Regions from separate parts of the Homo sapiens genome. Here all the other regions are linked to region 4. The links are chromatin contacts, found by Hi-C or POLR2A ChIA-PET in ENCODE. All regions are on one chromosome and are shown on one strand. Each heading gives the region's core, a stretch centred on a gene start or an enhancer-like site at or near the end of the contact. The rest is flanking DNA. Distances are from core to core; before and after follow the strand shown.

Region 1 (2,887 bases), core at 141-2,640, 590 kb before region 4:
ATTAAATCAAATGATATATAACTCAGACAGAGATGAGTACATCTGAACAAGTGGCGCCCAGGAGCTAGCACGCAGAATGGGCTTTGAAAGTGGATACAATTTCACTAAGTGAAGATGGAAGAATGGAGGTTTCCAGGGGGGAGAGCTCACCATGAACGAAGAAAGGGAAGCAGGAAAGTGTGTGTCAACTTCAGTGCCCGGAAGTGCATGCACAGCAAAAAACAAATATTTTTAACCTTTTTACAAAAAATACTGGGAGTCTCTCTCAACCTATTCTGGTCTGGGGGCTGCCCAATTCATGAATCACCAGAATAAGTAAATAAATGTATAAATAAAATACTTATGGCAGGGTGTGGTGGCTCACACCTGTAATCCCAGCACTTTGAGAGGCCGAGGCAGACAGATCACTTGAGGTCAGGAGTTTGAGACCAGCCTAGCTAACATGGGGAAACCCTATCTCTACTAAAAATACAAAACTTAGCTGGGTGGGGTGGCACATGTCTGTTATCTCAGCTACTCAGGAGGCTGAGGCAGGAGAATCACTTGAACCTGGGAGGTGAGGCCGCAGTGAGCCCAGATCATGCCACTGCATTCCAGCCTGGGCAACAGAGTGAGACTCTGTCTCAAAAAAAAAAAAAAAAAAAAAAAGACAAAAACTTACCAAACGAATGACTATTTGGAAGGGTGGATGGACGGACAAGCAGATGGGCAACAGGTTAAAGCAAAGCTCCTCCTTTTAAGGAAACAGAAACCGAGGGCTGGAGAGAAAGGGGGCTCCTGAAGATGACTGCGTTGCATTGAGGCAAAAGGAAAGCCGTTGTACCTTCAGACCATCTCTCGCCATCCACCCTGCGTGACCATTGCCTACGCCAGTCTTCCCTCCTCCCAGGACCCCTGCCCCCCACCCCCAGCATCCTCTCCAGTGCCCCCTCAAAGGTAGCTACTTTCCTGCTCATTACTTTTTACCAAACCTGGAGCCGAAGCCCTGAGTGAGCAGCTGGAGGCGGGGATGGGCCCTTTGTCCAAGCCTCAGCCCGAGGGTGGGGGTGGGGAATGAAGCTGGGGGGCTCCGTCCTCCCCGCTCTCTCTGCCATCTCCCTCGCTGACTTTTGTCCTTGGATCGCCTGCGTGATCAGAAGAGGTTTCATTCTCTGGCAACTGTGCAGCCATTAGCGAGAGGCAGACGCATTACCCTCTCACCGCACAATCGTTGGCTACTTCAGTTATTCTATTTCACCTGAAGACTTTATTTGCAGCCGAGCCTCCCCTCCGGAGCAGGGCAGGCCCCATCTGTCGGACAGTTTGCTCCAGCGTCTCCGGCCATTATGCCTCCACTTGGAGGACGGGATGGATGGCATGCGTGCAAGGGAGCAGGGGAGAGAGCGAGCTGGGGAGAGAGCGTGCGTGTCTGCCTGCCTGCACTCCCTCCCACTTGTCTCTTTATCATTCTCCCAGGGCCGAACAGAACTTGCTTTGAAGAGTGATGTCAGACGTGTACAAAACAGAGCGATAAAACCTAATGCACTCGCGCCCCTTTGTCTGCCTGATTCTCCTCCCGAACATTTCCCACTCAGAAAGCCACTTAAAACACATCAGCAGTAACTCCACAAAACAGCCACTTGTTGGCTAATTGAGCTAAGCAGCTGCCAGCAGGGCTAGGGGAGGGGTGGGGAAGGAAGCTGGAGGCCCCTCCACTCCCCCAGCCAGAGCCTGGCTCCTGGGGAGGGTGCCCGGCCCAGCCATTGCCTCCCTCCCGTACCTCTGCACCGCAAGGCTCTGCAAGGAGAGAAGACGCAGCTCTGCTCACTGGGTGGAGGGCGGGGAGGCAAGGAACTCGCGCCTGGGGGGCCGGGTTGGGGAGCCAGGTGGGCAGGATTCTCTGCCAGCTCCCTGGGAGTCACTGGCCATCTCTGGGCCTCAGTTTCCCCACCCACCCCATAAGCGGGTTGGACTGTGGCTTCTGGGGTCTCTTCCAGTTCCCAAAGGCTGCCTGTTGTTACGCACTGGGAGCTTCCGACAGACCTGGGTTCAAATCCCAGCTCTGCCTTTTGACCTGTAGCCTCAGGCTCTCTGAGTGTGTTTCCTCATCAGGAAAACGAGATACCAGCAGCGCCTGTCATGATTAGCACAAGGTGAGGTGGTGCCTGGTTAGTCCTTGGAGCCAGTCAGCACAAGACAGGGTTGCTGGGGCTCATAACAGGGCAGCCCCTGGCCCAGACTTGGAAACTAGGGTGAGCTAAGCTGAGATCAGAAAGATAAGAACCTCACCAGACTAGGGTGTGGGCACAGGCAGGGGCCAGTGAACAGCATATGTAAGAGTCCTGAGGCAGAGCTGAATTGGAGGACCAGAAAGAAGGCCAGCGTGAGTGGAGTCCCAAGGGAGGAGACAGAGAAGTGGCCAGGGCCAGGTGAGAAGGACCCAGTAGACTGTGGTAAGGAGCTTGGCTTTATCCTGAGGGCATAGGGAGCCATGGAGGGAGGGGAGCAGCCAGGTACCTTTTTTAAAGACCCTTCCTGGTTTTAGATGGAGAAGAAGCTGGTGGTCAGGGTTCAAGAGCAGAAAAGACACTCTTCCTACCCTGTTCCAACAGCCCAGCCTGGATGGCAAAAGCGACAGACCCTCCCTCAGAGGGACAAGGATGAGACGGCCGAACCAGTGCTCCTGCCCGGGCTCCACAGGCCCCTTTCCTCGCTGGCCCCACTGGAGAGGCAGGGGTTAAGCTCCATGGCCTGTCCCCTCTGTCACACATGTACCCTGCCATCTCTGGGCTCAACTGTCGCTGCGCTGTATCGGGACTCCATCAGAGAGGCTCAGGCAGCAGCTTGCAGTGTTCAGGCCGGCGGTCTCGAGGGTGGCGAGTTCTTGCACTCCTACAACAGCGCTTGA
Region 2 (2,700 bases), core at 113-2,612, 530 kb after region 4:
GGTCAAACCAAACAGCTTCACAGCTGTGTGATGGCCAGAGCTGCAGAAAGCCCTTCTTAGTCCCCAGATGGGGACACAAGTCAACAGGAAGCTGCTGCACCTGGCTAGCTCACCTGGAACAGCTCAACAGGGTCAGGAGGCTCTCAACACCAGCCCTCATATGTCAGCAGTCATCCCTCGCATTCAAATGAACTGGGATGGTGTGACTTCTCCCGCTCCCCTCTGTCCTGCCTCTTCTCTCTCTTCACCCAAGCAGGGTGGATCCCATTTACAGTTTATACTTCCTTCTTTATACTTCAACATGGATGTGAACAGTCTAATCCTTCATGTGATGCTTAAGAGGGTGTGCACTGTTAGCCAGGCCTGGTGGTACATGCCTATAGTCCCAGCTACTCGGGAGGCTGAGGCAGGAGAATGGCGTGAATCCAGGAGGCAGAGCATGCAGTGCAAGATTGCACCACTGCACTCCAGCCTGGGCGACTGCCACCACGCCTGGCTAATTTTTTTGTATTTTTAGTAGAGACGGGGTGTCACCGTGTTAGCCAGGATGGTCTCGATCTCCTGACCTCGTGATCCACCTGCCTTGGCCTCCCAAAGTGCTGAGATTACAGGTGTGAGCCACCGCGCCCGGCCAAAAAATTTTCTAAAAGGGGGGTGTGCACTGGAGTCAGAATGTTTGCATTCAAATACTTAGATATCATCTCTCTAAATCTTTCCCTTATTTTGTCTGGAAAATGAGTGAGATAACATTATATTTCTTGAGATGGCTGATGTGATGTAGATTAAATGAGATATTTACTGTGGATAATACAATAAGGTATTTCACAAAATGCCTGGCACACGGCACCCGCTCAACACAAGGAGCTTGGATGCATAGCAAGGTCGATAGATACCGAATTCTTATTTCCCAGCTGCTTCCAGATCTTCATCCAGTTATTCTGCAACACTGAACATTTAACTCACTATTCTAAGTAAATGAGACCTTATAAATGCCCACTCTTCTCTTCCTTTGGCACTGAACCAGAAGTCTCAATCTGGCTTTTAGCCTATTAGTCTATTTCCCTCTTTGGTTTAACCTGCCTCCCTGCATACGGATCCTATTGCTGTCCCTACTCCATGTCTTCTGATGGCAGCCCCACAGTGTCCCTAAAAGACACAGCCTCTTCCCTCACCAGGCAGGTTCCCAAGTCAGATGGGCTGTCAGAGCAGTTTCCTAATCCATGTGACTTGTATCCTGTTGAGTAGGACTGAAGCAGGGAAAGCAGACACAAATGGGGAAGTCTGGGCAGGATGCGTGGGTTCTCTGGTGCTCAAAGATCTTCAGGCTGGGTGAGCCAACTTCCGCTTTCTCCACTGTCTACTGCCCTGAGTTGCTGTTCAGGCAGGCATGGGGCTGAGGAGCTGGCAAGATTCACAACTGCGCCGTCATGACCACGGCGGAACTGGGGTAGACAAGTGAGGTGTAGAGGTCGATCACCAAAAAACCCTCTCAGGTTCATGCAAGGGCAGGGACCAACTAAGGGCACTTCTGCCTATGAGCTGTTGATGGAACTCAAGAGGTTTATTATTGCACTCACAATTCTTGTCTGCCTTGGGCAAGGCTGGGAAAACATGTCAGCACCTAAAGACAGTGCAATGCCTACCAATAAATCTCCCTCCTCAGGGTATCCACCTCAGCACAGCCAGCTCTAGCACAAGAAGCCATAAATCAGGCAGAGAGAAGAGATTCTTTCAAATGACAACCAACCTTCTCAACGCTGGAAATCGAGGACAGCACTAACTAGGACAGTATGTTTGTCACATCCTTCTTGAAACCTTGGGTTAGCAGCACAGGCTTCAGGTGATTCTCAAGGTCATTCACACTATGCCTTTGAGTGCTGAGGAGGTACTATAATGCTTTGCGATAGCAGGGTGGGGAGGAAACGACAGGTGCCCTCACATGAACACTGCTGTTAGGGCAATCTCGCCAACGGCTCCAGACAGGCAGGCAGACAGACAGACAGACAGACAGATGCACTCTCCCTGCCCCTTTCTCATGCACGTCAATCATCTGGGATGGAGGGCGACGTGAAGGGAGTGTTCCCACATGACTGCTGCGTCGCAGGCAGTGCCACCAACTGCTCTCTTGCTATTCCCCTGCTTTTCACACTTAGGAAGTTACACTGTAGAATTTGTATATGCGTCTCTTTAGTAATTTTCTAGAATTGAAGTTAAAACAAAAAATTTAAAGATTTCATACAAATATATATATGTACAAGTTATAGAGAATGAATCAAATCCAGGCACCCACCATCTGGCCTAGCAAACAGAACCTTCTGCAGCGATGGAGGCGGCCGGTACCTGAACTGTCTAACACGACAGGCACTAGTGGCTACTGAGGCCTGATTGTGGCTGCTGTGGCTGAGGCACTGAACTGTGAGTTAACTGTGTAAACAGCCCCTGGGGCTGGTGACTGGCACACTGGATGGTGCAGCTCGAGAAGCGGATGGATTCCACTGGTGCTGCCATGTGCTCCTCTACAGCCACATCTCTTCCCTACAGGCAGCCCGACTCTGACTTTCAGACTTATCATCCCTTACTTTTCAGGATAGTTTATATCGACATATACAGTTTAACTTATAAGTTTGTGAACGTTACCTAAGTGATGGCATATTGTAAAGATTCTCACGCTCTTGTTTTTTACTCAATAGCAGGCCTGAC
Region 3 (2,857 bases), core at 221-2,720, 550 kb before region 4:
GTCTCTGCTCTAAAGTAACTCACAGTCTAGGAAAGAAGTCATTAACAAATAAATAACTATACTTTGGTTATTGGTCAAGTATTCCTCATACTTCTTTAGAATGCCCAAAGCTCTCTTGGCATAATGACACAGTGAGGGGTGAGGGTGGGGTCATCAAGGAAAGTTATATGGGACTTTTTTCCCCAAGAAAGGGTCTTGCTCTGTCACCCACGCTGTACTGCAGTGGCGTGATCATAGCTCACTGCAGCCTTGACCTCCAGGGCTCAGGTGATCCTCCCACTCCAGCCTCCCAAGTAGCTGGGACTACAGGTGTTTGCCACCACGCCCAGCTAATTATATTTTTTGTAGAGACGGGGTCTCACTATGCTGCCTAGGCTGGTCTTGAATTTCTGGGCTCAAGAGTTCTGCCTGCCTTGGCCTCCCAAACTGCTAAGATTACAGGCGTGAGCTACCGCACCCGGCCCGTATTGGATTTTATTTATTTCCTTTTCTTGGTGCTCATCCTCCTTCACAACTTCAAGATGGGCATAAGATGTTTGACAACATGGTTCTTCATTAAGTCCAACTCCTTATCATAATAGGGCTTGGGAAATATTAAACACGAGGGCAATCGTGCTAACACAAAAATGGGCGCCCCCTAAACCTTGTTACTTGTTTGCTCACTTATAAGAAGAGCCAACTCAAAGGCTCAACTGAATTCTAGCACTAAGATTCCTTCCTTGCTGTAGAAGATCTGTACCTGGTCACTTCCATTAAAGTTACATAGGCGTTCCAAGAAGCCTCCTGCAATACAGTTGTGACTCAGCCGGTATGGGAGTAATGACGGTCCTGTGGTATTTCCTGCACCCCCAGAGTCCCAGAGTTTGTTAAGGACCGTGTAAGAGGACACCACGCTGGCTTTTCAGTGGGCGCGTCTCTCCTGGGGGCATCACCAGACAACCCCAGGCGGAAGTGGCGGTGGCCCATCCTCATGCAAACTGCAGTGTAAGAACTGGGGCCCGGGACTCCTCGCAAATGTGGGACACTGACATTCTGTGATGCTGTCCCAATGCCCTTTCAAAGCGCTCAGCCCCCAAATTCCCAACCAACAGCCATTTCAGGGAGGGGCTACCCAGGACCAGGCTTTTGATGAACCACGACTGTTCGGGGTGCCGTCTTGGGAGAGCCACGTCAGTCCCTCTGAGATTCCAAACGGCCGACAGCGGACACCTCGGGACCACATCCAAGCCTCGGGGACCTGTCAAGACGCCATCGACGGTCCTGGACCAAATCCCGCCCGGGAAGGGAAGGGTCGCGACCGGACCCTGGAGACCCACGGCTGCCTGGCGATCTGAGCCCACCCCGGCGCTGCCGTCCCGCCCCCACTTCCGATCGGTCGAAGGTCACGTGCCCTGACCCCGCCCCGCAGACGCGACTCCTCCAGCTGCGAGCGTCCCGGCTTTCCCTTCCGCCGGAAGTAGGGCGACTTTCCTTTTCCGGCTACGGGTCCCCAAGCGGAGCGGGAGGCCGGACCGGGGAGCCGAGCGGCGGCGTCGGCGGCGTCGGCGGCGGCGGCGACGGCGGCGGGGGCGGTAATGGCGGAGCTGGTGCAGGGGCAGAGCGCTCCTGTGGGGATGAAGGCCGAGGGCTTCGTGGATGCCCTGCACCGGGTCCGGCAGGTACGGGCGCAGCCGGCTGGCAGGAGCACGAGATCCCGAGGCGGGGCCTGGCGGGCGGGGAAGAGGGGTTCGGGCCTGGGGGGCGGGAGGCAGCCTGAACCGACGTCTCAGCCGGGCCGGGCCGTTCCGTGGAGTTCCTACAGCCGGGAGGAGCCGGGGGGATAAGGCGCCACTGCGAGGCCCAGGCCCGGCCTGTCGGGCGGGTCTCCCAGGTGCCTGAAGTCGCTGGGAAAGGGTTTGCTTAGAGCGTCTGGCCCCATCGTGCCCCAGCGGCCAGCCTGGACCCACAGTGTAGCTAGCGCGGGGTTCTGAACCTCGCGAGGGGAGGGGTCCGGGAAGCCCACGGGGAGGATCTGGGTGTAGACATAAAGCAGCTGTCTGACGCCCAGTAGCTTGTTAAAACTTGGGGAACATCGTCTTTAGACTTTCTGTTGAGTAGAAGGAACTCGAGGGCATCTTATATGTGAGGGTGCTCTTTGGAGAGGTGAGAGAGGGAGGTGTTACATGTGTGGGGGTGGTCCCCAAGATGTAGAAATTTCTCATGGCAAGCTTGCCTCTACTGGGGAGAATGATATGGCCTCATTCCGACATTGAAACTTTACTGTCTGACAATGTCGTGCATTTAATCAAAGTTAAATTAACTGGGTTTTAGAAGGCTCCAGGCTTCCCCAGAGAGTGAATATGGGACCTGCCAAAAATACTTACTGGCTTCTGGCATGGTACTTAGAACAGAACGTGTTCTTCATTTGTATCTAAAACTTACTTACAAGTCAGCCCTAACACTTCAGCTTCCTCGGTTAAGTGTCTTATGTCCTCCTCTCTTCTTATGTAATTGTAAGCGCACTGATACTTTAAAAGTTGGGCTATAACTAATTACTGCTTGATTCCTAACAGAAAGCCACAGGAGTCATTGTATTAGAAGAAGGTCTTCACTCGGGCGCTTGAAGATATGGTCTTTACATCTCTTTCCAGTATTCCAGGGGAGGGAACCCTACCTGTTTCCCTGATAACTGACTTTTCATGTTATATATTGATGCTCCTATAGACATTATATTGGATCCCAGAACTTTCCAAACCTGTGGTTCCACCTAAAATTTTATCTGATGAATTGTTACTTTACTGCCTAGCTGCCAACCAGTACAGTAGTGAGTATCCATCTTACTTAGACTTCAGATCCACCCATGGCTGTAATGGATGAA
Region 4 (2,758 bases), core at 106-2,605:
GTCTCGAGCTCCTGACCTCAGGTGTTCCACCCACCTCGGCCTCCCAAAGTACTGTGGTTACAGGCGTGAGCCACTGCTCCCAGCCTATTTTTATTTACTTTTTTTTTTTTTTTTTTTTTGAGACGGAGTCTCGCTCTTTCGCCCAGGCCAGACTGCAGTGGCGCTGTCTCTGCTCACTGCAACCTCCGCCTCCCGGGTTCACGCCATTCTCCTGCCTCAGCCTCCCGAGTAGCTGGGACTACAGGTGCCCGCCACCGCGCCCGGCTAATTTTTTGTATTTTTAGTAGAGTCGGGGTTTCACCGTGTTAGCCAGGATGGTCTCCATCTCCTGACCTCGTGATCCGCCCGCCTCGGCCTCGCAAAGTGCTGGGATTACAGGCGTGAGCCACCGCGCCCGGCCTTTTATTTACTTTTTGAGACAGGGCCTGGCTCTGTCACCCAGGCTGGAGTGCAATGGTGCAATCACAGCTCCCTGTAGCCTCAACCTCCTGGGCTCAGGCAATTCTCCCACCTCAGCCTCCCGAGTAGCTGAGACTACATACGCATGCCATCACTGCTGGCTAATTTTTGTGGTTTTGTTTTGTTTTTTATAGAGACGGGGTCTCGCCATGTTGCCGAGGCTGGTCTCAAACTCCTGGTCTCAAGCAATCCTCCTGTCTCCGCCTCCCAAGTGCTGGGATTATAGGCATGAGCCACCCGCGTCTCATCAATTAAATAAATAACCCCTAGGACGACTAAGATGTCTTCAAGATTACATGAGATCCCACATCTGAAGGTTTTTGCAAAGGACTTGGCACAAACTCGTGCGACTAGACATGGATATGGCTCTTGCTCTGGAAAGGATCACCTTGATAGGAGCAAACAAAGCTGGTCTTCGGTGCCCTTTAATCTCCCCTCCCAGCCTTCCACCTTCCACACTTTAAGAGTCGTCCCTGCCGACCCCCCGACCCCGTTTTTCTGAACCTCCCTTCCTCCCCTTGCATAGTCCAAAGCCTCTCTCTAAAGCAGCCCCCCGAAAACATCTGTCAAGTTCCAAACTTATCTGAATCGGAAGCTACCAATAGCCAACCTACATCTAAGGGGAACTGTAAGATTTCAGAAGAACAAGAAGCATAGGTCGCTTAGGCGTGGGCCACCCAAGAAGAGAGACTTAACACTAGGTAAGCCCGCGCTGGCTGCGAAGGCGGGAGCGGCACCAGGACCATCCAGGGCGCAGGCGCAGGGACCTCACGGCCACGCCACTACTCAGCCCGAGCTGGCCAATGGGGAGCGGCGGCCGGAAGAACGCGCGGCTTCGCTAGGTTCCGCGGCTTCCTCTGACCAAGCTTGACGTCACCAAAGCGCGCCGGAAATGCGAGGTCAACTGCGCGCCGCTGGCGCTGAGGGGAGGAAGTTTGCTGTCGAGCGGCCTGGGTTCCGTGGGCAAGGCCGTGGGAGGCAGCGTTGGCTGCTTCGACACACTGAGGGCGGCGCGATGGGAGACGAGATGGATGCCATGATTCCCGAGCGGGAGATGAAGGTCAGAGACTAACCGGGGCCTCCCTCCCTTCTTTAGTCCTGGCGTTGCCTTGGAGCCCAGCTGAAAGGCGAAGCGCGGTGCTGGCTGTCCCGCCTCCTGCTTGAACAGTTTACCGCGTTCACAGCTCTCACCAGCGCGTCTGCCGCGCCGCTGGCGTGATAGCCCCACCGAATGCAGTTTCCCAGTCCCATCCTGGTCTCGTGCACGGCTGTTGAGTTACCCTAGCTACTTCCTGGGGCGGTCACAATAGTGGCAATAACTGCTGTTTATTGAGTGTTGACTGTGTGCCAGGCACTGTGGTAGTCATCGCGGCAGCCCTACGAAGTAGTCGTTAACGTAGAGGAGTAAGTTGAGGCTCGGAAAGTAATTTCCCTAAAGTCACATTTGACGCGGGGCTGAAAGCCAGCATCATTTAAGACCTTTGCTCTCCCAGTACTTCTGTAAGGTGATACGGGCTTGCCTAACGTAGAGTCAGGGAAGGTCATCCATCCTGCAGAACCTTTAGTTGATTGGACTAGGAAGACTATTTTGACCTCGGTATATCAGCCTAAAGTCAGGAACCTAAAGGGAGGGCCAAGTGGTCCCAGTGATAGCAACGTGGGAGTCCCCCAGGGATAACTTCAGGATGGTGTGTTTAATAGTTCTTATATGGGTTCTGACAGAATGAGGGTACAACAGACGGGCTACATCTGTTTTAAATAGTGAAAAGAAGTAAGTTGCAGGAAGATTTTAGGCATCTGTGTGAACAATAAATCACTAAAATGCATTTAGGGCATAGTAATACCATGTTTAGAATAGTGATTTTTTTTTTTTTTTGAGACAGAGTCTTGCTCTGTCACCCAAGCTGGAGTGCAGTGGCATGATCTCGGCTCCCTGCAACCTCCACCTCCCCGGCTCAAGCGATTCTCCTGCTTCAACCTCCCTAGTAGCTGGTATTACAGGCGCCTGCCACCACGCCCCACTAATTTTTTATATCATTTGGTAGAGACTGGGTTTCACGATGTTGGCCAGGCTGGTCTCGAACTCCTGACCTAACGTGATCCGCCCTCCTCTGGCTCCCAAAGTGCTGGGATTATAGGCGTGAGCTACCGTGCTGTCCTAGAATAGTGATTATTTTTTGAGAATCACCACCTGTGGTGAGCCACCTAATGGGGTTGTGTCATATTCCTCAGATATGCTGGGGTAGAAGAAAAAAAGGTTTTATTAATAGAACCACAGACTTAGAAGATGGTAATCTCG

The links. A loop is a pair of places that touch in the nucleus more often than their neighbours do. ChIA-PET counts read pairs that join two places held with the same protein, here RNA polymerase II (POLR2A). Pooled maps may share reads with other maps.
Region 1: POLR2A ChIA-PET joins it to region 4 with 11 read pairs in HepG2. The contact joins the enhancer-like site here to the promoter of NUP214 in region 4. POLR2A ChIA-PET finds 5 or more read pairs at or near these places in 5 of 52 experiments (HEK293, HepG2, K562 and 2 more).
Region 2: a loop to region 4 is called in a pooled map, with 4 times the contacts of the local background. The contact joins the enhancer-like site here to the promoter of NUP214 in region 4. A Hi-C loop is called at or near these places in 6 of 50 pooled maps.
Region 3: a map of CD4-positive, alpha-beta T cell shows a loop between it and region 4 (6-fold over the local background). The contact joins the promoter of FUBP3 here to the promoter of NUP214 in region 4. A Hi-C loop is called at or near these places in 1 of 168 maps with a recorded cell type or tissue (CD4-positive, alpha-beta T cell), 3 of 37 single-sample maps with no recorded cell type and 12 of 50 pooled maps. POLR2A ChIA-PET finds 5 or more read pairs at or near these places in 1 of 52 experiments (Panc1).

Annotation. Positions count from the first base shown.
Region 1 is chr9:130,534,666-130,537,552 of GRCh38, forward strand. No RefSeq gene overlaps it. Among named protein-coding and RNA genes, the nearest start is that of FUBP3, 43 kb to the right of the region's middle. Within about 2 kb of position 1,391, at least 5 of the 41 ENCODE cell types and tissues checked have a DNase peak (open chromatin) inside an H3K27ac peak, as active enhancers do.
Region 2 is chr9:131,655,254-131,657,953 of GRCh38, forward strand. The region is part of intron 1 of RAPGEF1 (Rap guanine nucleotide exchange factor 1); the gene reads right to left. Among named protein-coding and RNA genes, the nearest start is that of RAPGEF1, 83 kb to the right of the region's middle. RefSeq lists enhancers at 30-530, 1,698-1,777. Within about 2 kb of position 1,363, at least 29 of the 41 ENCODE cell types and tissues checked have a DNase peak (open chromatin) inside an H3K27ac peak, as active enhancers do.
Region 3 is chr9:130,578,107-130,580,963 of GRCh38, forward strand. FUBP3 (far upstream element binding protein 3) reads left to right here and starts at 1,471. Exons shown (of 19, transcript NM_003934.2): 1 at 1,471-1,658. The coding sequence starts at 1,575. It overlaps LOC100272217 (a long non-coding RNA gene), which reads right to left and starts at 1,388. Exons shown (of 1, transcript NR_027440.1): 1 at 1-1,388. LOC124902286 (a long non-coding RNA gene) reads left to right here and starts at 1,734. Exons shown (of 2, transcript XR_007061818.1): 1 at 1,734-2,142; 2 at 2,553-2,857. RefSeq lists a silencer at 1,419-1,788.
Region 4 is chr9:131,124,231-131,126,988 of GRCh38, forward strand. It overlaps NUP214 (nucleoporin 214), which reads left to right and starts at 1,356. Exons shown (of 36, transcript NM_005085.4): 1 at 1,356-1,519. The coding sequence starts at 1,475. RefSeq lists an enhancer at 1,255-1,554.